Linked DNA regions of Mus musculus: region 1 is linked to region 2. Evidence: chromatin loops called from intact Hi-C (ENCODE). Cell type or tissue: left cerebral cortex. All regions are shown on one strand.

Region 1 (2,500 bases), 260 kb after region 2:
GCCTGCACCCCACCCCGGTCCCTACCCCGCCTCCAGTGCTCACCTTCCAGGAGGGACAGCAGCATCACCACCATGTCCTTCTGTAGGTCCAGCAGCTCCTTCAGCAGCTCTATCTGGCTGGAGTCCTGTAGGGCATACAGAGATGTGAGAGGCTGCCCCCTGCAGCATGCCTTCCATTGGTTTCCGGCTCCCTCACCTATCCAGTGGGGCCTAAGTCCTCTTCCTCCTTTCTCTTACCTCTGAGGGAACCCGCGTCCAAACATGTTCCTCGGAAAGCAGAGGAAGGGCAGAGAGACAAGATTGTGGGGTGGGGTTGGCACCCAGGGGCAAATGTGTGTGGGGTATGAGGCTGGCAGATCAGGAAGCCGTGAGTCTTGGAGAGCAGACATTCAGGACGGAGCAAGACAGACAGACAGACAGACAGGGACAGATACTGTGGACAGAGACTCAAATCTTAGGAGGATAACATTCCAGCCTGGTGCCTGGTCTATGGGGCGGTTGGCCATGCCAGAGCTAACTGTGATGGGTGGGTGGGACCGTGAGGAGGTGCAAGAGGAAAGGCTGCAGGTGAGGTGGACAGCTGTGCAAGTTCTGGTATGCCATTTGGGGGAGCCTAAGAACATAGTACATGCCTGACCGCAGTGTCCAATGTGGGAGCTCACAGAAACCTCTGTCAAAGTCCCCCGTGGTGGCATCTGTACTATACTGAGTCACATGCACATGCCATTCATGACTTACACATGAGCTGTGCTACCTGGTTGCACTGTGAGCCGCTCATTCTGACCCTAATGCAACCCATGGTTTCAAAGTTTGGTATTCTGACCCAAGGCCTCAACAAACTAGGAAGCAAGTATCTCTAGGTTAAGTGGGCCTGGGCTCTGTGCCTTCCCACGAGCCTGTCTTAGATGTCACAGTTGAGGGGGTGAGTTATAATTCTTTCAGAGCTCATGGGGCTAACTCATGGCTCTAGGAATGAATACATCAGTGGGTCTGGCCAACCTTTCTTCCCTAGGGCTGAGACCACTGGCAAGCACATGACCCAAGATAGCAGTTAGAGAATCTTGGATCTTTTATTTAAAACTTTTAGGAAAGACCTGTTTCACACAGCCTGGAGCTGCTAGTGTGGTGAAGAGAAGCCTAGCACCATTTTTTCTCAGGCCCTAACTAAATGATTCTAGGCAGGTGTTCTACGACTGAGTCACACTTCCAGCTCCTTGTATTGAATATCCCTTATCACGTGTGTCTGGAGTACGGCTGATGAATTATCATAATACTTGAAAGTGTGTTTCCACCAATATTTAAAGTTTACAGCAACATCACACGGCCAACTGTACTGAGAAACTGAAAAATTTCAGTTCAATTCCTTTCATAGTCAGATGGCACTCTGGACAAATTAGGAGGTCTCTGCTTTCTTAAGACACTGCTTTGTGGGAAATTATATGGAATACTTGTCTGCCACCTGCCGGACAGTTATTGTACTGCACCAATATATTTGCAATGGTTAGGTTGTGTCTAGCGCCACGTGGTTGCCCGCGGAGCACAAACTCGCATAACTGTACATGGAAGCTTTGACTAAGGCGACCAAGCAGAAGCACAAAATGGATGAGGTGTGCGCGAGGCATTCACGAAGCTGTAGAGGAGCAAGGCAAGTATTCTGGGAGCAGGATCCTTACATCATGGGTACTTGGCACGGGAGTCTTCTGCCGCAGGCAGGGTAAAAGAAGGAACGCTTCAGCCCCAGGTCCTAACCTAGCAACATAGTCCCATCCTATTCCCCAGAGCTGGAAGAATCTGGGATGACCTCATTAGAAGGAAAATGGTATGAACCTGTCCTAGAAGAGTTCTGGACGGGAGGGATGGGCTCCAAAGTCAAACCGGTGGAAGTATAGGTGGGAAATGAGCAGTTTAGTGGGAAAGAGGAAAAAGCATGCAGACGACCAATTCAGAAGGGGTTTGGGCCATAGGGAGCGAACCTGTCTGGAGCATGCGCAGAGCACTAGGGGACCGACCAGTGGGACAGGGGCCGATCAGGGGATTCTAGGGGATGGCTGGAGGGAAAGAGCTGTTCTCAGACGAACTCAAACCTGAGCCAGCTTCATCATCATGTGCGCGAACACGTGCAGGAAGCCCACCACGGCATCCCAGAGGCGACTGTGCGCCAGACTCTGCTGGTTTCCGGTGCAGGGTCCCTGGGGAACAAAGGGTGGCCTGAAGCCTCAGCAGGAGCGCTGGATGCCGGCAGCTCCGCCTCCGCAGGTCCCCGAGTGCGGACCCTACCTGGATGTACTCGGTGAGGCTGTTGAACACTTGTTTAGCTACCGACATGGCTTTGGAGAAGTTTCTCTTTCCCTGTTCCTCGATGACATCCTTGCCCGAGTAATACCAGTAGAAGTCACTGATGGATTCCTGTGGGTCCGGGAGGGCATGAAGGATGCTGGAGCCATGCGAGGTCCCTCGGGCCCCTGGCTCAGGTCCCATGGGGCTGGGCCACCCTTCCTCA
Region 2 (2,500 bases):
CCAGATGGGTCTTGGAACACTCGGTCAGAGCTGGGCTAACACAGGCAGGCACAGGACCAGGGCTCAGCTAATTATAGTGAATGACCTACAATGGGCCACTTCCTCTTGGCCTCAGTTTCCCCTTTGTAAAATAGGGGACGGAAACAGGATAGATTGGTACTCATTGGAATCAGGAGAAAGGTCAGAAATTCAAGGTTGCTGGATGGTAGTGGCATATGCCTTTAATTCCAGTACTCAAAAGGCAGATGCATGCAGATCTCTGTGAGTTTGAGGTCAGCCTGGTCTACATAGAAAGTTCTAGAAGAGCCAGGGCTACACAGAGAAACCCTGTCTTGAAAGACCAAAAAAAAAAAAACCCAAACAACAACAAAAACCAAAGAAAGGTTATCATTGGCTACAAAATGAGTTTAAGGCCAACCTTCAGGATGTGAGACTGTATCTCTAAATTAATTGATTAGTCGATTAATTACAATATAAACTAATAGAAGAATGTTTAAATATAAAGAAGTCAGAACAGCTTCAAGCCCTCTCAAGTCTGCTGTGAGGTGACAGGTGACAGGACATCCCAGACTTACTGCAAAAGGCCTCTGTATCTGAGGGGACACCGTCCATACCACAGCCACTCCAAATCAGGAAAGTGACACTGTATCGTAAGGAAGGTGGGCTTCTTATTCATACACTTCTGAGCCTGGCCTTGGATACGGTGGCTAATGGGACACTGTGGCCACACTGAGGTTCAGACGGATGTTCAGGCTGCTGGCTTCTATGTGTCTCTGTGCGTTTTGTGGATGTGTTGAAGTTCAGACTGCTCTGTGTATACATGTGTGCTAAAAAATTGTCTCAGAATACAAAGTGGCCATTACATTACACACTTGTTATCCCAGTGCTTGGGAAGCCGAGGAAGGAGCTGGTCATGAGTTCAAGGCCAGCCTGGGCTAATAGTGGATTTAAGGTCAGACTGGCTCCATAGCAAACAATCTCCCCCGCCCCCCGCCCCCTCCCCCGCCCTGCCCAAGAAGAAAAAGTTAGAAAGGAAAAAGAGAGAACTCCAAATTGTACAGAAGAGTTAATGCTTGAATACAAATAGGTTTGAAGCTCTTGCAATGTCAGAAATGGCCACCAGGGGGAGGATGGGTTCAAACTTTTGGGTCCAGATGGCTGGAGGCCCCAGCTGGGGAAGAGACAGCTTAGTCCTTCCAGGCACCGCCCAAGCTCAGAGTCAGCCTCATTCACAGAAAGAGGCTCAGGCCTGATACTAACAGCTTCCTTGAAGCCCCATACTTCCTGCTTGTTGTTGCATGTCCCTCCTGCACCCTTGTTTGCTGGCCTCTATGACAACAGGTGTCCACCCAAGTACCAGGCCCTACCAGTGAGCCAAGCAGACACCGCTGCCCTCCTGGTGCCAATTCATGTGTGTGACAAGAACAAGAGGGACGATGAGTCATAGACCTAGGGTGTCAGATGGGGCTGAGACCAGCCTGAAGTTTGGAAGTCAGAGGACAAGGTGCAGGAGTCAGTCCTTCCTTTCCATCGTGTGGGTCTCAGGGATGGAGCTCAGGTCATCAGGCTTGGTGGCCTTTACCTGAGCATCTCACTGGCTCCACACATAAACTTTAAAGGGAGATTTATTTTTATTTCATGTTTATGGATGTTCTTCCTGCTTGTATGTCCATGACCTATGTGTATGCAGTGCCCACAGTAGCCAAGAGAGGCTTTAACAGATGTGTGCTGCCATGTGGGCGCTGGGTCCCAACCCGGGGTCTTCTGGGAGAGCATCCAACACTCTTAACTGCTGAGCCATCCCTCCAGCCCCCACACGTACATTTTTGTAAAATATCTGAAGGTGGAAAAAAATGTTCCACTTGCCCCCTTTGTGGTCAGCTTTTTTTCCTTCGTGGCCTCTTCTCCTCAGTCACCGTTTGAATCACTGACCCACTTTCTGGAACACAGTGACTCCGCCTCTGAGTTGTGCCGACACAGCATCTTTGAAGCTGTGGTGCTGTTTTTAGCTCTGCACAGGAACCCATCGCTCAAGCCACTGTGGTCCCCACAGAAGAGTGGCTATAGACCTTCAAGTTGCATACATGAAATTCACCCTCCAGGAAGTTCTCTGTATGCCCCAAACCCAGCCTCTTGTCTGGGGACCCCTCGATACTCACACCATAGAGCAGCACCATGCTTTTTAAAATCGAAGAGTAGTCTTTTTCTTTTTTTCTTTTTCCTTTTATTTTGGGTGTGTGTCTGCTGCGTTAGTTATATAGGCCGCAGGGCTTCCGGCATGCTGGGGAAGTGCTCTACCACTGAGCCACACCCCCAGCCCAGGCAAGACCTGAGTTTGTAATCTTCTGTCTCACCCTCCTGTAGCTGAGGTTACAGGCTTGCTCTGCTAGCCCAGCTCTACTGTGCAGGCATTGGGTACAGGCGGCAGCCTACCACGTCATCATGAGGGGAAACTGCAAACTTACATCAGTGATGTGCAGTAGGGTAGGTGTCAGAGGCC

What was found. A loop is a pair of places that touch in the nucleus more often than their neighbours do. Peaks named below come from ENCODE experiments on the same cell type or tissue, not always from the same donor. Only the 100,000 strongest peaks of a DNase experiment are listed, where the experiment ranks them.
Region 1: a loop joins it to region 2, with 5 times the contacts of the local background. A loop is called at or near these places in 17 of 42 quality-filtered maps.

The regions. Positions count from the first base shown.
Region 1 is chr7:29,038,304-29,040,803 of GRCm38, forward strand. It overlaps Ryr1 (ryanodine receptor 1, skeletal muscle), which reads right to left. Exons shown (of 106, transcript NM_009109.2): 86 at 2,278-2,406; 87 at 2,085-2,189; 88 at 44-125. Among named protein-coding and RNA genes, the nearest start is that of Gm38979, 10 kb to the left of the region's middle. In left cerebral cortex, a CTCF peak has its summit at 1,470 (motif pointing left); a DNase peak (open chromatin) is centred at 1,478; H3K4me3 peaks cover 538 bases.
Region 2 is chr7:28,779,079-28,781,578 of GRCm38, forward strand. All of the region lies in intron 8 of Sirt2 (sirtuin 2), which reads left to right. It overlaps Gm19897 (predicted gene, 19897), which reads right to left and starts at 2,436. Exons shown (of 4, transcript NR_040339.1): 1 at 2,160-2,436. In left cerebral cortex, a CTCF peak has its summit at 1,134 (motif pointing right); DNase peaks (open chromatin) are centred at 1,158, 2,009 and 2,338; H3K27ac peaks cover 1,256 bases.